Regions from separate parts of the Homo sapiens genome. Here all the other regions are linked to region 5. A link is a loop called in an ENCODE intact Hi-C map of the cell type or tissue named here. Cell type or tissue: sigmoid colon. All regions are shown on one strand. Links, peaks and the distances in the headings refer to the core of each region. The heading gives the core; the rest is flanking DNA.

Evidence for each region. Peaks named below come from ENCODE experiments on the same cell type or tissue, not always from the same donor. Only the 100,000 strongest peaks of a DNase experiment are listed, where the experiment ranks them.
Region 1: it touches region 5 in a loop (5-fold over the local background); 2 of 110 quality-filtered maps call a loop at or near these places.
Region 2: a loop joins it to region 5, with 9 times the contacts of the local background. A loop is called at or near these places in 3 of 110 quality-filtered maps.
Region 3: a loop joins it to region 5, with 7 times the contacts of the local background. A loop is called at or near these places in 20 of 110 quality-filtered maps.
Region 4: it touches region 5 in a loop (7-fold over the local background); 2 of 110 quality-filtered maps call a loop at or near these places.
Region 6: a loop joins it to region 5, with 12 times the contacts of the local background. A loop is called at or near these places in 3 of 110 quality-filtered maps.
Region 7: it touches region 5 in a loop (4-fold over the local background); 3 of 110 quality-filtered maps call a loop at or near these places.

Annotation. Positions count from the first base shown.
Region 1 is chr16:86,149,202-86,153,745 of GRCh38, forward strand. No RefSeq gene overlaps it. Among named protein-coding and RNA genes, the nearest start is that of LINC01082, 45 kb to the right of the region's middle. In sigmoid colon, for the core only: no CTCF peak of the experiment used is centred there; DNase peaks (open chromatin) are centred at 2,160, 2,540 and 4,075; H3K4me3 peaks cover 580 bases; H3K27ac peaks cover 2,705 bases.
Region 2 is chr16:86,196,978-86,201,515 of GRCh38, forward strand. It overlaps LINC01082 (long intergenic non-protein coding RNA 1082), which reads left to right. Exons shown (of 2, transcript NR_103859.1): 2 at 2,535-2,743. It overlaps LOC124903743 (a long non-coding RNA gene), which reads right to left and starts at 2,539. Exons shown (of 2, transcript XR_007065164.1): 1 at 1,913-2,539; 2 at 1-202. In sigmoid colon, for the core only: no CTCF peak of the experiment used is centred there; DNase peaks (open chromatin) are centred at 1,714, 3,044 and 3,955; H3K4me3 peaks cover 3,763 bases; H3K27ac peaks cover 2,949 bases.
Region 3 is chr16:86,339,116-86,343,115 of GRCh38, forward strand. The region is part of intron 1 of LINC00917 (long intergenic non-protein coding RNA 917); the gene reads right to left. Among named protein-coding and RNA genes, the nearest start is that of LINC00917, 4.6 kb to the right of the region's middle. In sigmoid colon, for the core only: CTCF peaks have their summits at 1,752 (motif pointing right) and 1,953; DNase peaks (open chromatin) are centred at 1,756 and 2,176; H3K4me3 peaks cover 11 bases; H3K27ac peaks cover 450 bases.
Region 4 is chr16:86,459,696-86,464,225 of GRCh38, forward strand. No RefSeq gene overlaps it. Among named protein-coding and RNA genes, the nearest start is that of FENDRR, 47 kb to the right of the region's middle. In sigmoid colon, for the core only: a CTCF peak has its summit at 2,742; DNase peaks (open chromatin) are centred at 2,746 and 3,036; H3K27ac peaks cover 2,524 bases.
Region 5 is chr16:86,075,992-86,080,524 of GRCh38, forward strand. No RefSeq gene overlaps it. Among named protein-coding and RNA genes, the nearest start is that of LINC01082, 120 kb to the right of the region's middle. In sigmoid colon, for the core only: no CTCF peak of the experiment used is centred there; DNase peaks (open chromatin) are centred at 190, 2,440 and 3,400.
Region 6 is chr16:86,394,756-86,398,755 of GRCh38, forward strand. No RefSeq gene overlaps it. Among named protein-coding and RNA genes, the nearest start is that of LINC00917, 51 kb to the left of the region's middle. RefSeq lists enhancers at 1,726-2,365, 2,170-2,769. In sigmoid colon, for the core only: no CTCF peak of the experiment used is centred there; DNase peaks (open chromatin) are centred at 946, 1,906 and 2,406; H3K27ac peaks cover 1,719 bases.
Region 7 is chr16:86,301,797-86,306,340 of GRCh38, forward strand. No RefSeq gene overlaps it. Among named protein-coding and RNA genes, the nearest start is that of LINC02135, 18 kb to the left of the region's middle. In sigmoid colon, for the core only: no CTCF peak of the experiment used is centred there; DNase peaks (open chromatin) are centred at 645, 2,115 and 2,495; H3K4me3 peaks cover 1,111 bases; H3K27ac peaks cover 2,776 bases.

The sequences.
Region 1 (4,544 bases), core at 223-4,222, 73 kb after region 5:
ACTAAAAATACAAAAAAATTAGCTGGGCGTGGTGGAGGGTGCCTTTAGTCCCAGCTACTCGGGAGGCTGAGGCAGGAGAATGGTGTGAACCCGGGAGGCGGAGCCTGCAGTGAGCCGAGATCACGTCACTACACTCCAGCCTCGGTGACAGGGCGAGACTCTGTCTCAAACAAACAAACAAACAAAACAAAAGAAAATAAAACAAAACAAATAGTAGAGTAACACCATCCTATTCATTTGGATAAATGAGTTTGAACAATTTTCATATCCGTCCCTATAGAAGTACCCTCACCCCCAGATTTTTAATATCATTATTGGTGGCATTACTAGATTTTATCCCTATTCTAGGTTAGGTTGTCTTTCCTTGGAGAAAAAAACTGCATTCGGCCATCTGTATTCTAGGAGACCAGGAGTTACTCCACACACATCTCCATGACAAAAGGCTCAGCCCAACCCAATGTCCATGTAGTCATTGAGTAAAAATCAATCTCCACAGCTCTGCTATAAATTAGTCTTAATTTATTAGAGGATAAGTTTTGGCATAAACTTCTGTTGGATCTGGTTATAGCATGGATGTTCCTAACAGAATTTGGTTAGGAAGACTTTAAGAGTAGCATTAGCCTTTGAAGCTGGAGTATTTGCAACATGGTGCATGAGAAATCTATCCAAATAAAATATGCTTCTCTTATAAGAAACTGGGGCATTTATTTGAATTAATAAGGCATGAACAGAAACCAAAGCCTGGTTTGGGGAGAGGGCACTCTGCCAAACAAGCCAGGTTTCACGCTTGATGGATAAGGCAGCGGTGTGATGGGTAAGGATGTAAGACCACCTAGGCTTGGGTTCTGTCTCCATTCCTTTCTAGTTGAGTGATCTCAGGCTGTGTGCGCCTGACCCGTATCCCTCATCTTTAACTTTTAGCAAATGCCAAACTGGCTTCCAACTGCCTGCACCTGTGTTCCTTTGCCTGAGCTCCATCTGGCTACAGGAACTAGCTCTAGCCCTGCCCATGGCAGGATGGCAGTGTCGGCGAAATAATGCTGCAGGGAGGGTCCCTCAGCCAGTGGTAATGGAATGAGTGGGTCACATCCCCAGCTCCTGTCCCCTTAGGTGAACGATCCCAGGAGGATGCCCTACGCTGTTCCATGGGGCGTCCCAAGACAGTGCTCTAGGGACCCCCCAGGGGTAACTTGCTCACTGCGACCCCCTGTATTGCCTTCTTCCTTCCCTGTGTCACTTGCACGAGCTTCCTGACTTGCGTTTTCCAGGACTGCCTTCCAGATAATCTATTTGTGCTAGAATCCTTGTCTCAGGCTCTGCCTGGGAAAAACCCCACCTGGGACAGGAAGAAGTGAACGAGCATGTACCTCTGGCATGTGGCACATGATCCTAACTGACAATCAGTTTTCTCCTTCTGTCTTGGGTAGTCCTGGAGCCTGGGAAGTGCCCAGTTTTAGGGGACAGAAAGGTAACCCCAGCTCCAGGGCAAGAAAAAGTGTGAAGATAAAAAGTCAGGAAGTGCCTTGGGAAGCTGTGCCTCGGTCTCATTCGTGTCTGTCTCCATCAGCCAGCTGGTCCTTGCCTCCCTGAAGGTGACCATGTCAGGGAGAGTTCAGACCACCCTCGGCGTGAGCCGTGACGGGAAGGCGGTGGAGAGGAGGCGGGAGCAGGGTGGGAGCAGAGCATCAGAAGGTGTGGAAGAGAGAGGCTGGGCCTCGGGGAGGCCGCCGGTATGTGATAAGAGGTTGCAACGGCAGCGGGAAGGCTGGGGGCCAAATTCCAGCGTTTTTGCCCAGGTGGAGGAGGCTGGGGGATGCTCTGTAAATGAACCATCTCTGACTATCCCCTTTATCTGTGGCCTGAAACGGTGTGATTTCCTCCCTTGAAAACATCTTCAAGCAGCGTAGATAAAACCTGAGTGTGACTTATGATTCTGCATTCCTGCCATCGTGCCAGCTTGGGCTCCGGAGATTCCTTATCAATTAATGCTTTCTTGCCCAGCCTCCACCTCCTCCTGCTGGGCCCCCTCCTATGGACCAGAGCCCTGAGATTCTGCCAGAGATCAGGCCGGGCTGGCCCAGAGGGAGCCATATTGTACACATTTGTACACAGACACTTAAATAAAACCGCCGGCCTGGCTACAGAGCGCCTCTTTGGCTGACGGGAGAAGCGGCTGGGTTGGGTGCTGGCTGGGGCCTCACTACTGGGTCCCCAGCCCTGAAAGCCTCCCCTGTCACGCTGGGAGGTTCAACTGGAGACCTGAGGAACGCCAGGAAAGTGGTGAGGCTTCTCAGAGGCGGCCCCGTCCGGCTCCGGGCCTGGCGGATTAGAGGAATACGTGGAATTTCCAAATTTAGCATTCAGGAATAGCTTCGTATAAACAAGGGCTGCTTTCGCTGCAGAGATGCGAAGTAGATAATGCCAAAAAAGTCCCCCTTTGTGACTGGATCCTGGGATTCTGCGGCCAACCTCTAAGCTGACTGGGTGCAGACGAAGGGCCGCTTCCTGCCTGGCCCTCTGCATGGGTGGTCGGGCTTAAAAATGAAATATCCAGGCTGACAAATGCTTTTACAAAGGCCAGATTATAAACTGTAAACCTACTGTCAGCTGGGCAGAAGAGAAATCTAAATGCCTCGCTACCATTTAAAGATGTCGTTTGGCCGCAGGACTAACGCACTTCTTGAGCGAGGAAAGCGGCCTTGTATTTATAAATTGGTGTCCGAGCCACAGTGAGCTCGGGATAAGGGAATCTATCAACCAGGAAACAAACAGCCTCCCCAACATCTCAGGGAATCTGAGTATTGTCACAGAAACAAAGTGCTCTGGAGCAGAAGAAAAGCAAAACAGAATTTCTAGAGGGGACACAGTCTAGGGGTGCAGCTACAGTTCGGGGGCATTCAGGTCCACGGAGAGTTTCTAAGGGTGAATTTTCCAGGAGAAAAATAGACCAATCCCCTGCCCAGGAAACACACGACTGGGGGTGGTCCAGGAGGGAAATGAGTTCTCATTTCCCTGGTGTGTGCGGGTGTTTCTGGGAATTCAAACTTATGGCCCCACTAAAGAGCCAGCCTTCTCTCGCAGACCTGGAGCCGTGAGGACTGAAGTGGGTCGGAAGGTCCCGCACAGCACATGCGCCATCCCAGCCTCTCCACTCAAGGCAGAAGGGCAGCAGTGTTCAGGAAACATAGATGCTGGGGGGCTGGGGAAGGGGAAGAGGTCTGCAGGGCTCAGCCACCCAAGGGGGACCTTGCCTGTCCAGACAGAGCCCCTTCTCCCGACAGCCTGTTAGAGCCAGGTCAACAGTGTGAGTGGAGCCGGGACACCTGGGGGTGGGCCACTTGCCATTTCAGTCCCAAGATTCCCATGTCCTTGGACCTGACAGAATTAGGGGATCTGGGATCCTGGGAGGCAGAAAGAGCAAAAGAATGTTTGATGTGGCAAGTTCAATGATCAGACAGTCCTTCTCCACCAGCAAAACCATACGAGAAGTCTGTTCAAATTTTTTATTCAACAAATGTTTGTGGAGCCCCTGCCATGTCCAAGCACTGTTCTAGGAGCTCAGGAAGCACCACTGCACGAAGCAGGCAGCAGCCCATTTTCTTCACGGAGCTTGGGTTCTGGAGGCAGGAGACAGAGAGTGGTTCCCGGACAGCTGGCCAGTGAACCCGGTGAGCTGTGCTGGGACACAGGACACAGAACGGGGAAGGGAGTGGCTTCAGACAGGGGCCAAAGTAGGCCTCAGGGAGAAGGTGACGCTGGGCAAAGACCTGAAGGATGGGAGTGAGCAAGCCAGGTGTGTGCCTAGGAAAGGGTGCTTCAGGCCAAGGGGACAGCTGATGCCAAGGCCCTGGGGCAGGACTGTGCCTGGGGCCGAAAAAAGCAGCAGTAGGGGTAGATAGTGGGAGAGGAGGTTGAAGTAGTGGTGGAGTGCGGTGGGAAGGGGCAGGTGGTCTGGGGCTGCGCTGGGCGATTCGGTAGCCAGGAGCCTCCTGCGGCTCCTTACGTTTCAGTTTAATCAAAAGAAAGTCAAGCTAAAAATCGGCTCCTCCATCAACCAGCTGGATTGCAGGTGCTCGAGAGTCACCAGTGGCTGGTGGCTGCTAGCCCAGGTCTAGAACACTTCATCATCACAGAAAGCTGTAGTCCAGAGCCTTGTAAGGATTGGTAAAGATCATCGTAAGCGCTTCGGCTTCTACGCAGACAGAGGGAAGCCATTGTAGGGTTTTGGACCAGAGGGCTGATGTTTTCAAAAGGTTACCCTGGCTGCCGCGCTGAGAAATGATTCTAGAGAGAAAGGGAGAGCTTCACAGACGTGGTCCAGAGAGGGAAGAGGGCCCTGCCCACTCATCAGGTCCCCTGCCTGGCAACCTGGGACTCTTCCATTAGAAAGGGCCTTTCTTCTTTATAACCTCAATTGCATACCCATATATGTATGTATATATTTGTCTATATAGATATGACATGCATATGTGTGTACGTGTATGTGTCCAGACACACATATATATTTGTATATATGTATATATAATTTTTCCAAAGAGCATGTT
Region 2 (4,538 bases), core at 1-4,000, 120 kb after region 5:
ACACTTAAGGTTCACAAACGCACATACTTATTCCGTCTATAGCAAGGGTGGGAATTGGTCTCTTCCGTACTTTTCTTTCATTTTTCTGGGGGGTCAGTGTGATGTTTTCCACGTTTCTTCTTGATGTTCGGCTGTGCCAGGTAACAGAGAAAAGGCATTTCCCAGGGAGCCGATGATCGCTTGAAAGGGCTTCAACTTGATGCTTGGAAATAAAAAATTTTGTTTTATTTCTGCCATTTTTTTCCTCATCCCAGGACCAGTAATTTTAAACAGTTGTCACTGGTGCAAACGTTTCCCTGTTTAGTGTGGCAAATCAATGCATTTTTACCCTGTTGGGGAGGTTTACATATTCATAGTCCAGGGAGAAAAGAGCACAACAAACGGGAATTGTGGATGCTTTTTAAGTGAATTTGTTAGTATTCAAATCATTGGCGTAAAAGACTATTTTAAACATAGAGTTCAAAGCAGAAGGAATAATATTATTTCCTAAAACTGGATCAAATGGTTCCCCCTTTTTAACCCACCTCTGCTTGACCAAACGCTTTATGTTTACCGATCTTGCAAGGGTGCAAAAGAACTATTCTTGAAGAATTTCGTCAGGGAGAGAAAACCAGCTAAGTTGAAAGGAGCTCTTAAAATTTCAGCATCAGTATTTTCAGGATCAGTAAAAAAGTTACTTTCAGGATCATTAAAAAGTTATTTGCGAAAATTAAACATAGACAAAGAATCATCTTTTACTTCACTATAAGAATCCTCCCCTCACCCTCGTGTGTGTGTGTGTGTGTGTGTGTGTGTGTAGAGAGAGAGTTCTATGAGGCACAAGATACATTTTCTTGCTTTTTCATCAGAGTACCAGAAGCGGCTGGAGAAAAGATTAGTACAAGTGTAAAAATGGATATGTTAATAAATGTCCAAACTCCTTTAAATGGAGGTGAGATGGATATGATAAAACAAATTTTAAAATATATGTTTTTGTTTTGTTTTTTTAATCAAACAAAAAGGCCATTTTTAGTGTATAGGGGCATGTTTTAATTCGGCATTCAAATTATGCCAGGCATAGGTGTCAGGGACTCCCCGTGGAAACCCAGTGACAAAACAATAACACCATCACCTGCGTTGAAATGTGAGCAAAAATAATAGAGTGGTTATCTCGAGAAAGCGGCTCCTGAAAAATGTCTCCCTTAACATGGAAGCACCCGGCAGAGGCTGATCTGTGGGGCTGGGGAGAAATGGAGCAATCGCCAACACTCCAGGCTCGTCTGTGAACCCCAAATTCCATTAAGAAAAGAAACTGCTTAGCAAGACCCTTTTGAAAGCCCCGGGGTGCTAAAGGAGCAGAAGGAAAGCCCGGCTTAGCATCCACACGGCCACCAAAGCTCGGAGGGCAGAGACTGCCGGGAGGAACTGATCTGATGAGAGGATCCATGAGAGAGCAGGGCAACTGCACTAAGTGCCCATTTCTCCAACACGGACAGGGCACCGGGGAGCTTGGCTAACATGGTCACTCAGCCTTCCTTTGTGGAATCACAGGACAGGAGCCTGCTTTGGGCCAGCATTTACAAAAACTGTCTTTTTTGGCCCCTGGACCCTGATGAATAGAAAAACGCTGCAGTCTGCAAACCCACTGCAATCGCCGCGTCAGCTCAGAGCCGAGATGCTTCCCAAATGAACACCTGGATGGTGTAAATCACCCTGACAGTAAACACTTCAGGCCAGGACGCAGGCTGCAGGCGGGGTGGGGTGGCATCCTCCCACCCAGCTGGGGTCCATAAACCAGGCACTGGCCCTGCGCTAATAAATGCTCCTTTCACAGCAAAAGACCCCTCCTCCCGGGCTGGGATCACGGTCCCGGTAGAGAGGGTGCTCAGATAACCGACAGCGTTTCTCCCACCCTCATCACTGTCCGACTTACCCCGGGCTGGCATCAGGGAGTGTTGTCAGGCGTTTATGCCGTTATGAATGGCTTTATGATACCTCGAGAGGGGGACCAGGGCCACCGGCTTCATGGTGGCTATTTTCTGAAGGTGGCAGGAGAAGATAAAACCAAAATTCAGGGTTTGCTTTTTAAATACCATGCTAGTAAAATCAGAACAGTAATGACGGGAACCAAAAGATCTATCTGAAATGTTCCTAAGGTTAGTGGAATCTACAGTGGCATTCCCTCTTGTAAAACACATTGAACTCAAATGTTAAAATAACTCTCCCTCTTCTTGCTGCTGTCTCAAAATCCTTGACTGCTAATGGATGACCACCCATTTGGTGTATACAATTCTTATAAAAATCCCCAAATAGGGGAAAAGCAGAGGGTAGATAGCAGAATAGATCTAGAAAAAGAACACCTCCTTGGGAATTTCTTTGCATTCAGATGCTCTACTTTAAAAAATAAAATGTCTCCGTATAATTATCCAGTTAGGAGGAGTCTTTTAAATGATATCTTTTGTCTTCAGCCAGACAGATGTGAGGACGCACAATGTAAACGTTATGCAGCAGCTTTGGGAGAGGCTTTTTATGGCTCTGTTTCTTTCCACTCACAGCACAGACTCGAGAAATGTAGGGAACTCGAGAGCAGCCACTCGGCCCCAGGATCAACCCAGCACCGAAGAAAAACAACCAGAAGAAATTATTCTTCAGCCTGAAATGAAGCCGGGATCAAATGGTTGCTGATCAGAGCCCATATTTAAATTGGAAAAGTCAAATTGAGCATTATTAAATAAAGCTTGTTTAATATGTCTCAAACAGAAAATGTCTTTTGAAGAGCATTTTAAACCTGATATTAAAATCTGGCCGAGCGCATGTCCCGGGGCGTAATTGGTGGGCACAGGAATTTGGGTCCTTTGCAAGAAGTGTGGTATTCTCCCTTCACAAGGTATTTCTTCCCCAATGTATAAAATGAAAGCAGAAAGGTTTTTAGGTAGCTATTTAAAACTGTTCATGCAACATAATAAATATAAGACAATTGACCCGTGTTTTAATGTTTATCCGTAAGACGAAGTGCAGCCCGGCTGGTGCAGTGACGCAGGCGGCTTGCTGGAGCCGAGAACACCCACGTGTGGGGTGATGTTTTCCCACCACGGTGCAGCGGGTTAGCAGCTGACCCGCGCTCCCACCAAACCTAAAACCACTCTCTAATGGGCTTTACGGTATTTACATTTTGAATTTTATTTATAGGACACCAGATGTCTGTGTTCACAAGAAAAAAAAAAATCATTTGGAATATAAAATCCCTCCCCTTCCCCGCATTCGTTAGCTGAGGAGATATTTGCCTTCCCCCCTGCAATGCGGCAGTGGCTCGCAAGCCAGTTCTGAGCTGGGGTTTATGGTCTCTTTGGAGGTTCGGGAGGTGGGAGACTGCGCATTTGTTCCCATTTTCTGTGTGACCACGGGCGTGCCTTTATTTCTGGGCCACGTTTTCTCCTGAGACTCTTTGCGTCTCTCAGCGACCACCCTCTTACTCATTAAACTCTTCTGACACAGAGGAATGGAGCTGGGCAGAAGCTCAAAGCCAGACCTTAAGAAAACTGCTTAAGATCTTACCCAAAAGCCGCAGCGTCCGGCTGTGAGCTGGGGCAAGCAGATGACTACGTCTTTCCTCCTTCATCCCTGGAAGTGGTCTTAGAATAAAAGTGCTTCAAAAACATAAGTGGATATTTTTATTCACTTCTTTATTGTTTTCATTGTCAAATAACTTCAGAACATGCAAACCCAACAAGGCACACAGCCCAGCAGCCCTCCTCTGACTGATCTGCCTGAAACTGCCAGTCATGTCTCGTCTCCAAATCACACAGAAGATTCACACAGCACCAGGGCTTCTCCCCTCTCCCCAGGTCTCTAGCCCAGATTCACTCCTAACACTGAACCTCTCCCAGGGCCCGCCCGCCCAGGAAATTGCCTCCCCTCCCCACAACACAGATAGATGAGCAGCTTATTTTTCAGTGCATACCCACTCCAGAGGTTCGGCCTGATTCCTTCCTGTAAGTCCTACCGGCCAGCGGTGAGGGCAGCACATGAGATCACCCTGCAGGCGGATTTTAAAGCGCCACAGAGAATGGTGGCTAGGGAGCAGAGGCCACTGTGGAGCACTCTCTAGGGCCAGGTGTGTTCCAGGTGCATTCTGCATGTCACGTCCATTAACCTCCAGAGGTGTCACAGCCCCTCTTCTTAGTGAGGCTCCTAACCACTGTGCATACTGCCTGGAGGGACAGTGGCCCCGAAGAAGGACACTGAAAACCTAGGGGTTGAGCAGCCACACCTGGCACCTGGCCGCTCTGGCTCCGAGGGCTCTGGAGAGAATCACCAGTCCCCAGGCTAAGTTCTGGGTCCCCCAACTTCTAGCTGAATTTCCATATCCACATCCAAAGAAAACAGGCTAAGGATTCCTTCCGTGATTTACTTTGAAGGTCCTTATGAGGCCAGAGGGGAAGGTGTAGTGGCAAGTGTGTGACGACAGAAGCTGTGAGAGTCTGAAGCCAGGGTGGGTGGGCCGTGTGTTTAATGCCCCTCCCAGGGCCTGGAGGCCAGAGCTGGAGGCCAGGCTTGAG
Region 3 (4,000 bases), core at 1-4,000, 260 kb after region 5:
TCCATTCATTCATTCATTTAATGATGACAAATATTCTCTACTTTAATGAGGAGAGTGAAAATACACAGTTGAGGACCAACAGACAAAAACAAAAAAACCCAAAATAGTTGCTCTGGAGAGTGGCACTGGGCATGGGGAGGAGTAAAGCAGGAAGCCGGTGTTTTCATTTTCTTCCCAACTTTTATTTTAGGTTCAGAGGGTGCATGTGCAGGTTTGTTATGTGGGTGAAGTGCATGTCGCAGGGGGCTGGTGTGCGATTATTTCTTCACCCAGGTAATCAGCATAGTACCTGCTAGGCAGTGTGTCCATCCTCACCCTCCTCCTACCCGCCACCCTTGAGGAGGCCCAGTGTCTGTTGTTCCCCTCTGTGGGTCCATATGTTCTCATCATTAACTCCCGCTTATACGTGAGAACATGCTGTATTTAATTTTCCGTTCCTGTGTTACTTTGCTGAGGCTAATGGCCTCCACCTGCACCCGTGTTGCAGCAAAGGACATGATCTCATTCTTGTTATGGTGGCATAGTATTCCACAGTGCGTGTATACCACATTTTCTGTAGTCTACTGTCAATAGGCGTTTAGGTTGATTCCACGTCTTTGTTATTGTCAATAGTGCCACGATGAACACACACATGCATGTGTGTCTATTCCTGTCTATACCCAGTGATGGAATTGCTGGTTCACATGGAAGTTCTGAGTTCTCTGAGAAATCTCCAAACTGCTTTCCACAGCGGCTGCACTAATTTACATTCCCATCGACAGTGTGTTTTCCATGAAAGGCTGTTGAGGATTATTTGATCTTTCTTAACCACGTGCATTTATTAGATCAGGAAAAAGAATAGTACAAATGGGATTACGCCACTCCCCACTGAGTCCCCTCCAATGACCCTGGGGCTCACAGAGCAGATCTCCGGTCCTCCTTGTGGACTCTGAGCCATGCTGGCCTGGCCCCACCTCCCTCTCCAGCCTCTGCTGCAGCCACACTCCACTTGAAGGCCTGCCACAGGGCCTTCAAATATGCTATTCCCTCCCAGGTGCTCTTTTCCCAGCTATCACTGTAGCCAGCTCCTCACCTTCAGGTCTCAGATTAAACTTCATCAGACCTTCCAATTCTAATGATCTGTTTGTGTGGTTATTTGACCATTTCCCCAGTAGACTCTAAGCTTCCGGAGGGCAGGGCCATGTCTGCTCACCCATGGGTGAATACCTGCCCCCAGCACTGCCCTGGCTCATGTGGAGTCTCTGCATATTTTTGGACATAACAAACAACGTAGTAGTGATCTAGCCCCTGCGACAAGACGTTTAGAAGCCTCTCTCCCATGGAGCACTGGTGCCTTCCCATTAGCCAAGATGTCGGCACAATCACTGTCCTGTTTCTTAGGCCTCACCAGGGAGGCCTCTGCGCAGTGATGTGGGATCAGGGAACTTGGCCTGAGCATAGGCTTGAACAGATGTGAGGGAAAGGGAGAAACAGTGTCTCCCGCAAAGCATCTCCCTAATATCCTGACACGGGGCTTAAATTCCACCATAAAAATCACTCCTCGGGACTCTGGAAAGGCACCAGTGGAAGACAAATGAGATTGAAGGAGATAATGCCTGTGGCAGTGAAATACACGGCGGCATAAAAAAAAAACAAGGTCTCGAATGTTCTTGCAGTGGAGTGGTGGTTTCGCCCCATCCAGCTGGTGTCATGGCAGACCTGGTTTCTGTGGGGCTCCTACCTGCCCCCAGGCTGGGCTCTCCCATCCGGGAGAGCGGCGCGCCCCTCGTCCTCACCACCAGGGGGCGCAGGGGAGCCCCATCTCAGCACCTGCAGAGTGCACAGGTTGGGGGCACAAGCCCAGCTCCCACTTGGGTTTCATCCCCAACACCTGGAAAACTTAAGGAAACTTCACACACACACACACACACACACACACACACACACACACACACACACCTGCAGATTCTTTAACCCCCGTCCCAGAGAATCTGGTATGGAGTGGACCCTGGGAATTTAGTGGTTGTGTTGGTTTTTTAAACAAGTGCCTTGATTGCAACTGATGTAGCCAGGTCCGTGAACCGTGCGTGAGTTCACTACAAACCGACTTTGCCCTAAAACCGCACAAAGGAAATTAGCCACAGTCATCCCTGATCATGAGGGGAATGAGAACAAAGGAAAAAGGAACCTAGATGAGTCATTCTTTTCTCTAATTTTCCACTGGCCATGCCCCCAAGTTCCCCGGCCACTGTGGACACACAGGGAGCGCGGGCGCCAGGACGGAGCCAGGGCTTAGTTGTCCTGCTGTGATGAGAACAGGCAATGTGAGGTTAACAAAGGTAAAGAGGCTGGAGGGAAAGAAGTCGTTAGTGCTGTCTGTGGATGCCCAAGACGCACATTTTAATTTTTCCACTTTTTCTGTGCTGGTTTCTTACCTCAGGTGCAGACGGCCAACAAACGGCAGCCCTCGGCTGCTGGTGCACCATTTTCGTCCCTGGCCCGACGGAACCCCTCTCTCGTTTTATTTCTCCAGCCCCCTCCTGAGGGTTTCCTACTCCCATTCCTTCTCTGCCTGTGGGCAACGGTTCCAACGGGTCTAAAGGGTGCTCTTAGTGTGGAAACAATTTGCATAAATGGTCTTGTGTTAGATATTTCGTTCTATTTTTCTCCCCTCCCCACCCCACCCCAACCCTCAGCAAGGTATTAAGACACACCCACTGTATTGGGTCCATATGCACTGTCCCTAGCTGGCACCCCTCACTCCATGGGGGGCGCCCCACGCTGTACTGTCCACTGTCCCAGTGGTAAGCTCCTCAGCTCTCACCATCATAAACGACACCATGAGGGACATGGAGGCACATGTCCCTTATGGATGTGTGAGAATTCCACTAGCTGCTCACCCAGGATGGGATGGAACTGGGCTGTAGGGTGTGTTAATCAGATTAACTACAACTAGTCAGACTTTTATGCCCTAATTGTAAGAGAAAAGATTAGTTTAGTAAATGCAAGTATCCCATGACGCAAATGCTTTTGGGCCCCAAAGGGCAGCACAGAGCCTTCAAAACTGGACACAATCCCTTCTGACTATTCCTCTCTGTGCATGTCGGAAATAGAGAGCACCGTTCTTGTCCTTCACACTTTAGTTTCTGCTCAAATATCTAAAATCAAGGTGAAGAAACCCTCTCTGTGAGCAAATATGGAAGAGGATTTGGGGATCCCCAGGGGGTGAGCTGGAACCACAGCATCGGTCTCATCTGGGAGTTTGCTAGAAATCCACAGCCCAGACCCCAATCAATCAGAAACTGCAGAGGTGGGGCCCGGAAGTCCATGTTTGAACAAGTCTCTGGGGGACTCTCAGACATGTTGAAGTTTGGCGATAAATAAGGGCAAGCCTAGTTGATATCTAGGTAGGAGATATACATCAGGGGTGTCCTCTTTTGGCTTCTCTGGCTGGGCCACATGGAAAGGAGAAGAATTGTCTTGGGCCATACCTAAAATACACTAACACTCACCATAGCTGATGAGCTAAAAAAAGAAAATGACAAAAAATTTCATAATGTTTTAAGAAAGTTTAGGAATTTCTGTTGGGCCACATTCAAAGCTCTCCTTGGCCACATGTGGCCCTAGAGCCTTGGGTTGGACAAGCTTGATATAGGTGGATCAATAGATACAGATTGACTGATTGAATGAAGCTGGTTTTGGCAAATCGTAGAACACAGAAGCACAAGCTTGAAATTCCCCTCAGAGAGCATTTGGTGGTCTGACCCCCAGAATCTTCCTGGAAAAGAAGCCAGGAGCACTTAGCAGTTGGGACTGAGGTACCAGCCGTCTGCTTCAAGCAGAAGATCTCAACTGTTTTCTATTTTACAAAGGACACATCTTGGGAAGGTTTCCTTAGAAAATAAGGTCCCAGGATGAGATGAGCTAAAAACTCCTAACCCATTCCAGTCTCTCCTCATTTTACAGACAAGGAAACTAAAGCCCAGAGAGACAAACTGCTTCCCTGAAGGTCACACAGCTA
Region 4 (4,530 bases), core at 531-4,530, 380 kb after region 5:
ATGAGTTGTGGATTCCAACGTGTCTGAGTTTGGGTCAGGCTCTGTCTCCTCCCGGCTATGTGACATTTGACAAGTGTCCTAACCTCTCTGAGCCTCAGTTTCATCATCTGAAAAATAGGAAAAATAGCGACAGTATCCTCATAGAGTCGATGTGAGAATTAAATCAATAATATCAATAGCCCAGCACTTTGGGAGGCCGAGGCAGGAGGATCACAAGGTCAGGAGATCGAGACCATCCTGGCTAACACAGTGAAACACTGTCTCTACTAAAAATCCAAAAAAAAAAAAAAAAAAAAAAATTAGCCGGGTGTGGTGAGCACCTGTAGTCCCAGCTACTCGGGCAGCTGAGGCAGGAGAATGGCATGAACCTGGGAGGCAGAGCTTGCAGTGAGCTAAGATCGCGCCACTGCACTCCAGCCTGGGTGACAGAGTGAGATTCCATCTCAAAAAAAAATGTCGTGTTTATTCTCAGAGGTCATGTGCCAGCTAAATCTACGGCGTTGGGGGCAGGGGGTCCTATTGCAATGAAAGACAGGGAAAATGGATGTGGGAATGGCCAGCAGGTTGCAGGTGACATTACATGGGTGTGGCTTTGCCAATGCTGAGACATGCAGGCCAACACCGGCAAGCAGTACACGGGCTTTGGGACTAGTAGAAGGACCATCAAAGAGCTTTCCAACCACAGGGCTCCTGCTAGAGGCGTAAGTCAGGAGGATGGGAAGTCAGATGAAGCAAAGTAAGGGGACCTTCGGGCAGGTTATAGTCCAGGGTGTTCCCCCAAAGGTAGCTATCTCAGGTCTTCCCCAGTTTCGGAGCTCTGTGGGATGTAACCATTTCCAACACCAGGAGAGGCTTCGAAGACCAGTTGGCCTGTGAAGTGGGCCTCTTTGGACGGGCAGTTTTCCTACAAAGGGAGGCTATTCTGGGCTGGGAACACACCAGAAGCAAGGGTTTGGCGGGGGGCCTGAGTGGGATCTGGCGGGGGCAGTCTCCTGGCCTGTGACTGGATTGTGAGTAATGGTGAACAACTTAGGGGACCTTCTGAAAGGTCCGTGGAAGCCATATTGCAGGGAGAGAGCAGAACTGAAGACTAAGGGAGATTTTAGCCCTCAGGTCACCAACTGATGGCTGAGTAGAGAGAGGAAGCCCACTGGTTTCTGACTTGGACTGCCTGTGCTACAGACCTAGCTCTTCCACTTCCTAGCCATGTGCTCTTGGGCAAGTGGATTAATGTCTCTGAATCTCAGCTTCCTCCTTCTATAAAAGTGGAGAAAAGAGCAGCATCTGCCCCTTTGGGTGTCAGTGAGCATGAATGAGGTCATGCATGCAAAGCTTGTGTCTTTGTGACTGGTAGGTAGGGAGTGCTCTCTGAATGATAGTTAGGGCTGTTATTTTTATGCTTTCATTTGAAATACCTGTATCATGTAACAAATCTTAGTGACCTTAGTGAGCCCCAAACTTAGTGATGTAAAACAGCCATTGCTTATTTAGCTCACAAATCTGTACTGTGGGCAGGGCTCAGCAAGAAGGTTCATCTCTACTCAAATGGGCATGAGCAGAGGTAGAATGCCTGGGGCTGGAGGGTCCACTTCCAAAATGGCACAGCACATGGCTGGCCAGTTGGTGCTGAATGTCAGCTGGGAGCCTTGGCTCCTCTAGGGCTTCCTCACCACAAGAAGGATAGGTTTTCAGAATGAGTGTTTCCAACAGGACCAGGCAGAAGTTGTGTGTCCTTTTGGTACCTGCTCTGGGAAGTCACATAGCTGCACTTTTGCCTGTAGTCATAGGCCCGCTGAGATTCAAGCAGAAGGAAACATACAGCTCCTCCTCCAGATGAGGCATTTTAAGAAGACCTTGGGATGGAAGATCTTGTTGCAGCTATTTTGGAAAATATAATCTGTCAAATACTAACAGAGAATCTGAAAATGAGAGGCAGACATTTGGACAAACCATAACCTCTCTTCTTTCTGGCCTCATACTGTGTAAGCTAGATGTCAAGATAATTCCCAAACAACCAAGCCTGTGTCCCTATTTGGGAAATGGTGAAGAAGAATCAATCCCCCCCAACCCCTGGCAAGTAGGCTTAAGCCACACTTACCAAATCATTAGTGGGTACAGTTGCTAACCAGCCAAGGTCTTCAATAAATAATTCCACAGACTGTATGAACACATGGACTGTTTATCTCACATTTTCAGAAATGGTCTATCTTATAAGCCAAATACACCAAAACCCAAAGATGGAAGATCAACCTCTTTAAGTAAACATTGCTGGGTGCAGAATTGCTCCCTAGAAGTCATCAAGGATGGCATAAAGCAGAAAGACAATAACAAGGGGATGAATTGCTCTCAGATTTTTATTCCTGATTAGACCTGCTTTCCTGCTTGCTATCATCCAAAATATATGCAGGCCCCTGGCTTGAAGCGTTGGGTGCTCATGAGTTTCACAGCCACGGCAAAGGCAGGCTTTTAAAGAGAAGACACCCAGAGTAACTTTGAAATAAAAGCTAGGGTTGGGCAGCCCCTTGGGGGTCCCAGGCTGTGTGCTCCTTTTAATGTGTGCGGATGCAGGGGCCCTGGGGCCCCTCCCTTGCGTGTGGCCTGGTCGATTAAGCCCCAGGAAGTGCTCACGGTCTTTCCCAGCAGCCTTCCAGCTCCATAAAACCGCTGTTATGATGAACTTGATCATGAGTCAACCAAGGGCCTCCATCTCTCCTGCACTCCCTCCGTTTGGCCCCTTGGAGCAGGTGTTTGCTGAGCCTGAGGTCTTTCTGCTTACATAACCTTTGTTCCATTTGGATGGATGAAAAATCTCCCTGAGGTTTATTGTAAACAGTCTTAGGTTCGCCCAAACACAGAAGACGAAAGGTCACCAGATTATTCATGCACGTCTCTCCTCCCCACTTAGCCCTCCCCACCCCCACCGGCTGCTGCCACGTCCCCCACGAGGTCCCATGCCCAACCTCTCCACCAGGCCATCAGTGTGCAGGGCCTGGTGATGGGGGTTCAGGGCCAACTTGGCAGCCATGATGCTGTTCCATGCCCTGCTCAGCAGCCATTTTGGCTGGATCTCCGTGAGGAAGGGCTGGGGGTGGGGAGCAGAGGAAGTTTCTTGACCAGCTGCCATGGATAGAAGCTTGCTCACGGAAAGACTGTCTTTTATGATGCCAGAAACAGGGCTGAGAACTCACGGTGAGGGGCCAGCAAGTTTCAAGGAAAGGAGGGAGGGAGGGCCTGCCTGCCCAACAGGCAGCTGCCGTCCGCATAACACTGTCCATGCTTACCTCCAGAATGTGGTGCATGCAGGGCATTTTACCCACATTTGATATCGTGTTCGCGGGCCCATTTTACAGATGAGAAGCTGAGGCTGGGGCTCAGCGAGGAAGACTAGTCTTTACTCCACTGGGTGTCAGCTGAGGCGGCTTTAATGGAGGCTGGAGGACCCACCTCCAAGATGGCTCAGTACATGCTGGTGGGTTAGGGCCGGCTGTCAGCCAGGAGCTGAGCCCAGGTGGAAGCTGGAAGCCTGGGTTATATTCTCAAAAGAGCTTTCTGTGGCTCCCCATTTAGAAATGTATAAGGGAGGGCTTTGTTTGTTACAGTGACTGGGGGCCCCAGTGAGTTACCTACACACCTATATGCAGGACTCCCTGGGCCAAGATGCCATTAAGAAAGACTGCTGGGTAAGTCACTAGCAGGGTGGCTCTCAGGGTCCAGACCTGCAGCAATGGCGTCACTTGGGAACTTGCTGGGAACTCAGACCCTCAGTTGTCACCCCAGACATCATGAAACCCCAGGGGTGAGGGATGTGGGGGGTGAAGTGGAGGAAGGCCCAGCATCTGTGTTTGCCAGCATCCTCTGGTGCTGCTGACGCAGTCACGTTTGTCATTTGCTGCCTTAGGCTGAGATCGGTCACCCTCAACCCACAGACGCAGGGGCCAGCAGCATCAGTCCATGGAGGATTGGGCTGCCTTTCCCACAGAGTGGCTCCAGGCAGCAGCTGGGAGGGCTGGAAGGGTGAGCTCCCCACCTCCTCTCCTCCTTCGCCCTGTGGGTCTTTGGGATTTAGTTTGGACCCTGCCCAGACCCAGAAAATGGTCAAGACATGTTTTAAGACTTCTCTTGGGCTTTGGTTAAACCAAGAGGGCAATGTGGATGGGGCTCAGGGCCCCCATGTGTGCACCCTGAAGGTACAGGGCTGGCCCAGGGTTAATACTGGGACCGTCGTTCTGGTGGCCTGCATGGCTACAGTGGGAGGGCCAGACTGGACCGCCAAGGATGGCTTAGAGGGGCAGCCCCAGAGAGGGCAGAGGCAGATTCTTAAAGGGATACAGACTCTTTACCCACTGCTGGGCAGCTTGCCCCACAAAGATGACAGTAATGGTGGTGGTGATAATGTTGGTGATGGTGATGATGGTGGTGGTGGTGGTGATGGTGATGATGGTGGTGGTGGTGATGGTGATGATGGTGGTGGTGGTGAAAATGGTGATAGTGATGGTGGTGATGGTGCTGGCGGTGGTGATGGTGATGATG
Region 5 (4,533 bases), core at 1-4,000:
CAGCATTCCCATGTTACGGATGAGGAAGCTGAAGCCCAGAGAGGTTAAGTAACTTGCCCAAGGGCACACAGCCAGCGAGTGGTGGAGCCTGGAGTCGCCCCATGGTCTGTGAGATGCTGAGAACATGGATAAACCTCAGCGTGCACAGTGGGTACACTTGCCGTGTGTCGTCTTGGTGTAGCAGTTGGCATTACCTGAATGTATACAGCTACGTGGTGCCAGCCCTGGAAATGCAGCTGCAGATGACACAGAGCCAGTCCCTGCCCTTGGTGGGGATGGGAGAAGGGGGACACATTCAGTATTTAGGCTGTAGGATCATCAAGATTTTGATTGGTGGGGTAGGTCCATGTTCACCCAGCTGCCTTATATCTGTCAGCCCACCAGAAAGGTGCCCGGGAGCTGGGACAACTCCAGTTCCTGGAAAGGCAGAGCCCCTACTACATATGTGTCCCAGTATATACATCAGTCTCTTGTGAGTTGAGTTACTATGTCTACATACATTGAGTTGGTCCATCCATGAATCAGTATGATCTTAGCAAATTACATCTACAAAGACTCTATTTCTAAATAAGGTTACATTCTGAGGTCCTGAGTTGGCATAGATTTTGAGGGGACACCATTCAACTCAGTATATTGTAAAGCTCTCAGGCATAGAGATGCCAACCCCAGCAGTTGGAAGTTACCTGGGTGCTAATATGTCCAGATCCTGGAATGGTCTTTGTAGGCAGATCCCTGCCAGCATCCACTTGGGCTGGGAGTGAAAGTACAAGGTTTTTGTTTGTTGTTTTTGAGCCAGGGTCTCACTCTGTTGCCTAGGGTGGAGTGCAGTGGCACGATGTCGGCTCACTGTAACCTCCACTCCTGGGTTCAAGCGATTCTCCCACCTCAGCCTCCCAAGTATAGCTGGGACTACAGGCTCAGGCCACCACACCCGGCTTAATTTTTGTATTTTTTGGTAGAGACGGGGTTTCACCATGTTGGCCAAGCTGCTCTTGAACTCCTGACCTCAAGCTTTCAGCCTGCCTGGGCCTCTCAAAGTGCTGGGATTACAGGCATGAGCCACAGGCACAACACAAGATTTTGTTTTTGGGCTCTGCTTAGCTCCAACATGAGGCTGGGCTGGGTCTGAGGGGGGCTATTTCGTTCCAGCTTAAATCCATCCTGCCCCAAAGTAGCAGCCACCCGTGATCAGAGGGCTTGGCCCTGGTTTCAGGTTCTCCTTTCAGAAAAATGATCTCTTTCTGCCTTTCAGCAGATGACTTCACCTATGGTGGCTGCATTCTTTGTTTCCTTGGGTCAATGCCACTGGTGGCTCCATTGGGTGTGTGTCAAGAAGACACACGGCAAGTCTGTCCACTGTGCGCATTGAAGTTTATCCATGCTGTCAGCATCTTGCAGACCATAGGGCGAATCCAGGCTCCACCACTCATTGGCTGTGTGCCCTTAGGCAAGTTACTTAACCTCTCTGGGCTTAGCTTCCTCATCTGTAAAATGGGAATGACACATAGCACTGACACTGCGGGATTACTGTGAGGATTGGATGAGATAATATATGTAAAGGGCTTGGCCCTAAGTGCTCCGTTGTTCTTGTTTTGTGACTGTGTGTGGATGTGTGGTTGAGTTCTCTGTGGACAGAAGCTATAGGATTAGCTTTGAATTTCTACCCGTCTTCTGGGGCTGCCTGGAGGAAGGTCCTCTCTGGTAGATGGGCTCTGGGACGCCAGTCCGGGGCAGCACCGGGTCTCTGTCCCACCCATTATTTTCCTCTGTTCCGTTTCTCTGTCAGGACCCCGAGGCTGAGGACGTGTCCTTTTCCACGTCCCATCCCACTTTCTTGCAGGCCCGAGACCAGATGAGAACCTGGAGGGAATAAAATGGGAAATGAGAATTCGTTGTGTGGCACGTGGTCCATGAACGCTCTTTACCAAAAGTGACTCAGAGCATAGAAATCATCCACATTTGGTTTCCAAAGCCAGGCTGGGCCTTTCCAGAATTTGTGTCCCCTAATAGGTAGCGGGACAGCTGGACTTTGGCTTCATTTGGGACAGATGCTGCAGCTGGCCTCTCTGGGCTCCAGGTCATCCTGTCCCTACCTCTTCCTGAGCTTCCAAACCGGCCAGCAGACTTGACTGCCCTCTGCCTTCCCTTCCCAGAGCACAGCGGCAGTTGCCTGGGTGCTGGCGGCCTCCTGACCTCCCGAGGACTTTGGCATTGGAGACTCATCTTGACGTGGTCCACTGTCTGAACGAGCAGATGCCAAGATCCCATGCTCAAACTGAGCAATGAGAGTGAGCCCAAAGTGAGGCGTGTTCTGATTTCCAAGATAAAGTCCAGACTTGGCCGAGCTGTGGCCAAGCCCAGTCCTGCCTTTTCCTCCAGCCAAGCCTTGGCTTCTGCTGCGTCACCCCGGCGTCTAATCAACGATGCTTGCTTTCCGTGCAATTATTTGAACTTGCTTTTCAAAAGACCCAGTTTGAATCCAGCCAACGGACTTGTGCCTTAGCCCCATGATATAACCTGATGACGTTCGGTGGAATAATGACCGTTCATCACAGCCACCACTGCTTGAAGGCGTGCTGTGTTTTATGAGTTTTACGAGAGTTCTTCTCTGGAGTGGGTGAGGCTGGTTTCCAGCTCTCAGGGCTGGGCCTGCCATATTGGTTGTTTATGTCTGGGGTGTTTGGATCGGCTGATGTCTGCTCGACATGGGTTGTTAGATATTTTGAACATCACCCCTGTAGGTAGGTAAATGTCATCATCCCATTTCACAGAAGTGGAAAATAGAGGCTTACAGCAACTAAACAAGCTTCCCAGTCTCACTTAGCTATTAGGTTGCCGCAAAAGTAATTGCGGTGTTTGCCATTAACAGTAAGGGCAGGCCGGGCACGGTGGCTTACGCCTGTAATCCCAGCACTTTGGGAGGCCAAGGCGGGTGGATCATCTGAGGTCAAGAGTTCGAGACCAGCGTGACCAATATGGTGAAACCCCGTCTCTACTTAAAATACAAAAATTTGCCGGGCGTCAAGGCGTGCCCCTGTAATCTCAGCTACTCGGGAGGCTGAGACAGGAGAATTGCTTGAACCCAGGAGATGGAGGTTGCAGTGAGCCCAGATGGCACCACTGCACTATAGCCTGGGTGACAGAGTGAGACTCCATCTAAAAAAAAAAAAAAAAAAAAAAAAAGTAAGGGCAAACACCGCAATTACTTTTGCACCAACCTAATAGAAAGTAGAAGAGCTGGTATTTGACCCCCGGAGCAGCCAAACTCCACTTCAAGTTCATGAACTGAGGGAGCAATGTTCCCCTCTCATGCCAGTGACCCCCATTTCTTGTGGCCTCAGCGGCTTGGCCGGGCATGATGTCCGTTCTCTCCTAACTATGTGCCGATTGCCAGTGGTTTTGGGATTGCAGCTGCTGGATACAGAGGCGCTCTGGGAAGTCTGGGGAAAAGCGGCCAACGCTGTCTTATTTGGGGTCTTTGTTTTAAGGAAACAGGCTGGCAGAGTTAACTTTGAGACAAAACTTGATATGTCAGCAGCCAGCTGAAACACAAAAGCCAAGGACCACACTGGCAGATGGTGGATTTAACCGAGAATCACACCAGAGTGACGTCAAATTCATTACAAAAGCCTCGCGTGGGCCCCTGAGAGCGTAGGAAGAGTGTACAGTGATGAACTGCATGATCTCAGGGGTGAGCTGGGGTCCCCCACAAACAGCTGAGACAAGGACTTGGGTGCAGGTTGCTTACTGGTTCGGGGTGAGGGGTGCCTCCTGGAAGCCTGTGGTCTACAAAGTAATGGTCCCCAATGATGTTCACGGTCCTAATCCCTGGAACCTAGGAATAAGTGGCCTCATGTGGGAAAAGGGACCTCGTGGATATGATTAGCTACAGATTTAACATGGTGGAAATTATCCTGGAGTATTCGAATGGGCCCAGTGTAGTTACAGTCATCCCTTGGTATCCAAGGGCCGTTGGCTCCAGGACTCCCGTGGATAGCAAAATCTACAGATGCTCAGGTCCTTCATATAAAACGGCAGAGCATTCGCATACAACATACGCACTGCCTCCTGTATACTTTAAATCATCTCTGGATTACTTATAATTCCTAATACAATGTGCATGCTATGTAAGTCGCTGCTTTACTGTGTTGTTTAGGGAATAATGACAAGGAAGAAGAGTCTGCACATGTTCAGCACAGATGGAATCATTCATTTTTTTTTCCAAATATTTTCGATCTGTAGTTGGTTGAATCTGTGAGTTCAGAGCCTGCAGATACGGGGCCCTTAGAAGGCGGAAGAGGGAGAAACCTGGGAAGAGGCTGCACTGCTGACTTTGCAGGTGGAGGGAGGGGCCGGGGCCAAGGAGTGCAGGCAGCATCTAGAAGCTGGAAAAGGCCAGGAAATGGGTTCCCCAGAGCCCCCCAAGAGGAACCAGCTCTGCCCACAGCTTGAATTTAGGACTTCTGACTTTCAGAATTGTTGGATAGTAAGTTTATGTGGCTTTAAGTCACAAAGTTTGTGGTAACCTGTAAC
Region 6 (4,000 bases), core at 1-4,000, 320 kb after region 5:
CACCACTAAAAGTGGGTGATTATTATAGCCATGTTAGAGAATATCTGTGGGGATTAAATGAGATAATGCATTTAAAACACTAAAAATAGTGTCCAGTACTCGGCCAGGCGTGGTGGCTCACCATGGCTAACATGGTGAAACCCCGTCTCTACTAAAACTACAAAAAATTAGCTGGGCGTGGTGGCGGGCACCTGTAGTCCCAGCTACTCCGGAGGCTGAGGCAGGAGAATGGCGTGAACCCGGGAGGCGAAGCTTGCAGTGAGGCAGGATCATGCCACTGCACTCCAGCCTGGCTGACAGAGTGGGACTCTGTCTCAAAAAATAAAATAAAATAAATAAAAAATAAAAATAAAAATAGTATCCAGTACTCAAGATATGCTCAGAAAACATTAACTCTTGTGACTAGTATCAATGTTTTCTTTTTTATTTATGTGGGCTTTACTAGTGTAATATATATATATATATATATATATATATATATATATCTCATATTATATATATATATATCTCATATTATATATATATATATATCTCATATTATATATATATATATATATATATCAGCATTTGTTTTCTTTTAAAAATGATGCATTGAATTATTTTCATGAAAGTCAATTGACAGTTTCCAGGGAATTCTGACATGCAAGAATAAAAACCCCTTCTCAGCAATGGGGCAGACTTGGCTTTGTGTCTTCTTTTAGCCATTGTCCTTCCTGAGACAAGGAATTCTAACAGAAGTAGTTTATTTGGGAGGAGATGCCAGGAAACATCTGTAAAGGAGCAGGGAGATGAGACAGGGAAGACGGCCAACAAAGAGATCCTTACCCAGGCATTTACCATTTTGGGCAACTAGAGCTCAGCCCTCCTGGGGACTTCTGTGAAACCATGGAAAGGATGCCTCAGCGTTGTTTTATCTGAAGCAAGGGAGCTGAGATATTTATGCTCCCAGGGACGTTAAATCCCTGGCATGATGGTCTGCCAAGCATGTGGGGCAGAGCAGGCTCCAGCCACCAGAGAAAACTTCCAGCTGGGAGATCTTGGTGCTGGGAATGGTGAGGGCTGAGGAACAAGAGCTGCCCCACAGAGTCTGTTCCCATCTGTAAGCCTCAATTTCACTCTCTGTAAAATGGGAATATTTAGAGCACCTAACTCATGATATTTTGGGTGATAAAAAACAGATTATGATTATAAAGCACAATAAATGCTAGCTGTCATAGCTACCACTGTGTTTATCCCTCGGACTTCTTGTAACCTCTGCCGTGGGACTGGACATCCTAAAGGTCAGAGTCTATGTTGAGGTCAGATATGGCACAGTGAAGAGCAACGTCTTCTCAATCAAGCAGGGCTGGGTTCAAGTCTCAGCTCTACCTCTGACTGGGGAACCTGGAGCAGTGAGTCAAGCTCTCCTAACCTCAGTTTCCTCTTTTGTAAAATAAAGTAGATAGAACCACTTTACAGGGTTATTGGAAGAGCTAAAAGAGATGTTGCATAAAATCATCTTGAACAGTGTCTCTTCAAGCTTGGAAAGGTGATAAAAATTAATGTTTTCCTAAATTCTCCTTCCTTGGTTAACCACTTGGCTATGAAGATTTTATTGGCTGGGATGAAGAAGGAGGACTAAGAAAAGAAAAGTCAGAGAGAGGAGAACAGGAGGAAGATAAAATGTAGACACACGCTCACATGCACACACACAAAGACACACATACACACACACAGGCAAAGGCCAACTGAAGGGACCCCGTTAGCATATAAACAAAAGGTGGGGGGTAGCCCCGAGCCTCTTCTCTGACAGCCAGTGGCGGCAGTGATGAATTTGTGAAGTTATCTAATTTTCCACTGTTTTAATTAGAGACTTGGGCTCTGAGGCCTCGCAGCTGGCTTCTTTGTGCTGTATTCTGTTGCCTGACAGAGAAAAATGTCTCCTGTAACGTCAGCCAAGCTCTCCGCCAGACCTGAGCAAGCGAAACTTCTGGGATTCATAAACTTGTGGTTTCTGGGTAGAGTGGCGTTTAAACCAGGACTCAGTGGGGAAAGGGCAACATGGCCAGCTCTTCTCCCCAGCGAATCCTCGGAACCAAGGTTGGGGTCCACCATCATCGAAGGGGTGCTGCGGAAAAGGCACGGCCCAGAAAGCCCCCTGAGGATTGTTCTGGGGGTCCTTGATCCTAGTCCATGTGAAATGGAGTCTCCTTGTGGCATGTAATTGAGCCCAGCTTAGAAAGGCCAGTGCTCTGCTTCTCCGAGACAGTGCCTTTGATTGCAGAGTGTGTGATCTGAGTAATTTAATTTATCGCTCATCTTTTGCCAAGTGATCTTTTTACAATGCTGCATTTAATGACTCCACAGCTGGGGTAGAGGCTCTCCTCGCCCTCCCAGCTCTCTGGCTGCTGTCTTCCTGTGACTCACTTTAACAGGAGGCGGGTCAGGAGGTGCAGGAGGAGAGGGCGGTGCGGGAGTCAGGCATACCTAGATTCCTATCTTGCTTGTGCCATGTGGCCGGTGGGCACGGCCTGGGAAGAGTTCCATCCTTGAGCCCGTTTTCTCCTCTGCAGAGTGACAATCACACAAATATTGATTGGATAAGGAAGACACAGGGATTGAATGAGATCATGAATAGCAGAGAGGAAAGGAAATTGCTAACTTAGAAAACAAAATGGCCCCTGTGAGATTCCAATAGGCTTTGGGGAGGAAAATCCTCTAGCTGTGTTACAAATGCTTCACATGGGTCGGGTGCAGTGGCTCGCACCGGTAATCCCAGCACTTTGGGAGGCCAAGGTGGGCAGATCACCTGAGGTCAGGAGTTCAAGACCAGCCTGGCCAACATGGAAAAACCCCATCTCTACTAAAATACAAAATTAGCCGGGCATGGTAGTGCATGCCTGTAATCCCAGCTACTCTGGAGGCTGAGGCAGGAGAACTGCTTGAACCCAGGAGGCGGAGGTTGTGGTGAGCCGAGATCACGCCATTGCACTCCAGCCTTGGCAACAAGAGCAAAACTCCGTCTCAAAAAAAAAAAAGCAACTATTTATTTCCACTCATGTGTCTACAGATTGGGTGGGGAGCTCAGTCAAGTCAGGGTGGACTGGGCAAGGTGGCTCTGCCCAAGGTGCAAGCCCAGTTGGGCGTGACTTCTCACTGGTGGTTGAGCTCAGATGTGCTCCATGTGTTTCCATTCTGGGGCCAAGGCTGAAGGCACATCAACCACCTGGGGAATGATCCTCTGTGGCAATGGCCAAGCAGCAAGAAGGTAAGCTCCACTGCAAACTCATTTCAAACCCCTGCTTATATCATCCCTGCTAGCATGCCATTGGCCAAGTTAAGTACCAAGCCATATTCTCCAAGTCAAGGGATAGGGGAGTCTATGCAACCTACAATGGAGGAACTGAGAAGGTGCAAGGCAAAAGGAGTGGATACAGGAAGGAGAGGGAGATGAGAGTTGGGTCAATGCTTGGATCTACACGTATTCACATTTCACAGAAGAGAACACTGAGCTACAGAGAGACTAAGTAATTTGCCCCAAGTTGAAAATCTGGTAGAGAAGAACCGGGGTCAGCAAGTGTCCTGTTTCAATTATACCTCGTGATAGAGCTGGACAGTTGCTATTCTGGTGTCAGGTTTAATCGTACAGACAGGAAACATGGACCCCAGATGTGATGATGGCATTGCCTTTGTGCTGCCTCACACCAAAATCTGATAGCAGAAATGACAGCATCAGAGATGAGTCTGGTAGACTCTGGCAGACGTTGCTGGTTGTCAGCCCACCATCCAATCCCCCTTCTTACTTGCTGACAGAACCCCAGTTTTTTGCAAGTATTATGGGGAGGCAATGTGGACGGAAGAATGAATGAATGGGTGCATGAATCCTCGTTGGTCTAAGCCATTCATGGCCGTCCTGTTCTTTTCTGATGTGGTCATTGAGACTTCTGGCCAATGAGAAATAATGAGAATTCTAATGGAACAGGAAGATGTCTAGTAAATACTTTCCTGATAAAGAAAGATT
Region 7 (4,544 bases), core at 234-4,233, 230 kb after region 5:
TCTTTTTGATGCCACAATATGGCACGGATGTGTCTCCATGTCAATAAATACAGATTTACATCATCTATAAATAGTTGTATAGCATTCTCCAGGTGTGGCATTTAGACTTTTTCTTTTTTTTTTCTTTTTTTTTGCTATGATATGTTATAAACACCACCACAATGAACATGTTTTGCACATTTGTGTAAATATTTCCTTGGGATCGACGCCTAGAGTTGGGGTAACTGGAGCATGGGGCATTCACACGTACAGTGACCATCTGAGCAAACTACAAGCAAGGAAGTGCCAATTTTCCTCACACAAACAATCTACACTGGGTCCCAGTTCTCAGCCCTGCATCATACCAAGTGCCCAATTCTTTCACTTAGCTACTTCCAGCAGTAGAAAGTAGCATCTCATTGTTGCTCTTTGGTCTTTAAAAAATTACATTGCACATATTTATCAGGCATTTATGCACCTGTGAACTAGCCCAGCTACTTAAAATTAGATCCTCATGCTGCAAGAGCTTTAATGGTCAACAGATCCAACCCCACTCCCAAACCTCCATCCACCCACCATCCACATACTTGGATCATCTCAACTGTTTCTCTCCAAAGACCTGGCCTTGCCTCTGGTCTGTTTGAACACTCCCATCCACGGGAGCTCATCGCTGCCTGAGATGGTCCACTGTGTTCCCAGCTCTAATTTATTAACCTATAAAAGCCAGTACATATGGAATAACCATGCTGGGCCAGGAACGACGGGAAGCCCTTTGCTGAACAGTGTCTCCAGCCTCAAACAGTGCTGAAAACATGTATCGCTATTTCCTTCTTTGTTCCATCAGGGTCGCGAGATGCAGAGAGGTTAAGTAACTTGCCAAGGGTCACACAGCTTTAAAGGAGCAGAACAAATAATTGAATGTGAGGAAACCGTGCACCACTTGAAAGGCTCACAGAGGAAACTTTAAGCTGGTGAGAGATCTAACAAAAATAAAATAATTTCTCAAAGTACAGATTTCTTTAAAGACTTCCTATCCTTCAGGCACTTTATCTTCAGCTGCCCAAGGATACAGAGCAACTATCAGACACCCATGGGGTCTGGGCTTTGTGTGAGATCTGTGCTAGTCTCTGCAGCTACCAGAAGGCAAGAAGGCCTGGCCTCGAAGATGTTCCAGTAGACTCGGGTGTCACCGGCCCATGTGCTTATGGCTCACAGATTACCAGGCCAAAAAAAAAAAAAAAAAGCCTACCTTAATTGATAGAGGTCTCAGATTAGTTCAAAGCATTCACCTCTATTTTTTCCAACTGGGTCTGGTTTCAGAGATTAGATTTTCTAGGTGCAGAAATGCCCTTAGGCAAGTCAGAGGCCCAATTTGCAATGACCCCACTCGGCCCTCCTATCCTAATGTCCTGCCACTTGAAAACATCATTTTCGGAGTGTCCCATCCTCAGGGCTCTGGAAGAAAGGCTCTGGCATCAGTCATTCACACTTTAGTATGAATCAGCCCAATAATTTAAATAGCTGGACTCTATGATGAACACATGAATTTTTTTAAGTGGGTTCATTTATTCATGAGATGGATGTCTGTGATTTGGACAGGAGGCTTCTCAGCTTCCCTCAAATTAATCCTTAAATTTCATCTCACCCTCCCTTTCTGTACAACTTACCTTTCTTGAGCACCGATCTGTCCTTCGGATAAACAGGTAACAAGCTATGGGCTGCTTCTCACCTGTGGAAGGTTAGGCCACAGAAATGAAATCTTTCGTTAGGTTTCAAAGCAAAACACACAAAACTCAACCAAAAGAAAAAAAGGGGGGCGGGGCGGGGGGGACACAACGATGCCTTTTAATGTAAAGAACCTGCCCTGTGGTCCGAATCTTTCTCATCATGAGTCCAGCGTGCAAGGGAGGATGAAGGTGCTGCATGGGCTTCCTCTGGGGCTGGGGACTGCTGGCTGGGAGCCACCGCAGCTTGCAAACTAAATTTAAAAGCTTGCACCCCAAGACCCTTGAGCAAAGGTTACTCGAGGTCTATTCCGGGTTCAGGCGGAAAAAAGAAGCTTGACTTGGCAAGGAAATGCCTTGTGACGAGGCGCTTGGCTGACCAGGGGCATGGAGGAAAGCTGGGACTCGCTGCGTTTTCTTTTGGCATTTACAGCCCTGAAAAATGATTGCAGCTTCCTCTGGCCGCAGAGCTGGAGCCTGAAGAGGTGACCTTTAAGGGGAGTCTGTTTACTGCAGCCGCAGGCCCAGGGCCCTTGCGTGAGCTCCACGAAGTCTGCGCCGGGCCTTGGCACTGACCCTGCGGGGCCTGCAACCCAAACTCACCGGTTTCTGGGAGCTGGTGAGGGGCTGCGCTGGGGCTGGGGCGAGGCCCCGGCCGTGTGGGGAGACCAGGGGAGCCTCCACGCTGGGCGCCCGGGCAGGGAGCGTGGGGGCGGGCGGGCTCACTGCTTGCTCCCGGGAACATCCTGCGGGGCAGGTCTGCCTGACCGGCCACCCCATCCTCGGACGCTGAAAACTGTCCTGCAGCCAACTTCAGCCTCTCTTGGCTCTGCAGACAAAACGAGGCGATTCGCCTGCATGGGGTACTCCTCTCTCCTTGTGGGCCCTGCCACAAATCGGATACGGATCTCCATCCCCCGGACTTTCACACCGAGTTACACAGAGGAGAAAATGGGGATAAAAGTTAAACTGAGAAGCATTCAGAACTCACCCTATAACCGTCTGAAACGAAACCATCCACATAGTTTACGGCAGACAAGGAAACTATAATCCGATTTCTCCACTTGGATCTTAAATGTGAAATAAATAAGCACATGTAATGGTATCTGCTATTTTTCAAGAGCATGAATAAAACTTGAAGACTTGGATTTAACTTTTTAAAGATGGTTTTGAAACCTTTCTAACTGAAAACAGGATCACTACTCATTTTCTCTTTCTACCCTCATTCAACACTCTTTTCTTTTAGAGAGACAGTGTTTTTTTAGAATGCTTTGGTTTCTGTTAGGAACATAATACACTTTCTTTGGGGAAAATGTAGGAGACAATGAAAAGAAAAATAACAGTGACATGAAATTTCACCACTCAGAATTAACCTTGGTTAACATTGCAGTAGATTTCAACCTGTTTTAAAATATATATATGTGTGTGTGTGTGTATGTATATATATGTGTATATATGCATATATATGTGTGTGTATTTGTGTGTAAATAAGTGTATATAGGTGTGTACATGTGTATATGTGTGTATATGTGGGTGTGTACACGTGTATGTGTGTGCAGATATGTGTTTATGTGTGTGTATGTATGTACGTGTGTATGCATGTGCATATGTGGGTGTGTGTATATGTATGTGTATATGTGGGGAGTGTATGTGTGTATGTTTGTATGTATATGTGTAAATTTGTGTGTGTATGTAGATATGTGTGTGTGTGTCTGTGTGTTTTCTACAATGCATCCTTTATAAAACCAGTATCAGGAATTTATATTGTGCTGTTCTCACCTGTCAATATGTCATAAATACTTTGCCAAGTCATTAAAGTTTCCTTATAAACATCATTTTGATGATTGCCTAATACACCGACCTGTGGATGTGCCATAGTTTCCTCCACTATTCTCCCATTATAAAAAATGTTTTAAAGTGTACGAACTTCCTTTCCCAGTGGGGGAAAATGGAATCGCTGGTCTGATCTGGAATGGTTATTTGTGATTTCCTGAAGTTAGGTCAAAAACCATTAGACATTTTTTGTTAACCCAAGTACCTACTTCCTGGCGGATTCCAAACATTGACCTGATGAAGACCAGGGGAGGGGAGCACCTAGACCTTTGCCTTGGGAGAAGCGAGGTGGGCCCGGAGCTGACTCTAGGACGATGTCCTTGTGTGAAGGTGGCAAGCCAAGTCACCCCTCAAGGGAGGAAGGAATTGGGGCCCCTGTTCTTAGGTGTTTATGAATCATGAGCTCCACTGAGAACAAGATGACAGGAAGCCATGGAGCCTGTCTAGAAGAGTCTGTTCCCAGAGTCCACACAAAATTTCAGGGGTTCTCAACCCTTGACCCCTTATGGAGGCCTTTTGAGATCTCCAGGACCCAGGGTTTAATTACTGGGGACCCTCTGTGACCAGCTCCAAAAGCATCCCTGGATTCCTTTAGTCCATAACTCTGGGAAGATCATAAAACACTTTTTTTTTTGAGCACTGAATGTTAACATTTAACAGAGAAAACTTTTGTTTTTGCAGAAGTTGAGAAACTATAAAATTCTTCCTGAAACCTGAGACTTCGAGCATATCACCAAGGCAAGAGTTACAAAAAAGTGAAACTTTTAGGTAATTTTATGAGTTTTGCAAATCTGCCACAAGCATATGTTTAGCACCCTCAGAAGAATTCCAAAAGGAGTATTGCTTCAGCCTGTCAAGAACTAAAATAGTTACACATGTTTATTCCATGTGGTTTGATGTATTATAAGCTATTTGATGGAATTAGGAATGACATGGTTCCTTTTACTCTCCATAAAAACATTAGTGCAGCATGTCCTCTGATACTTGTGGTCTTGAGCTGTTCATTTG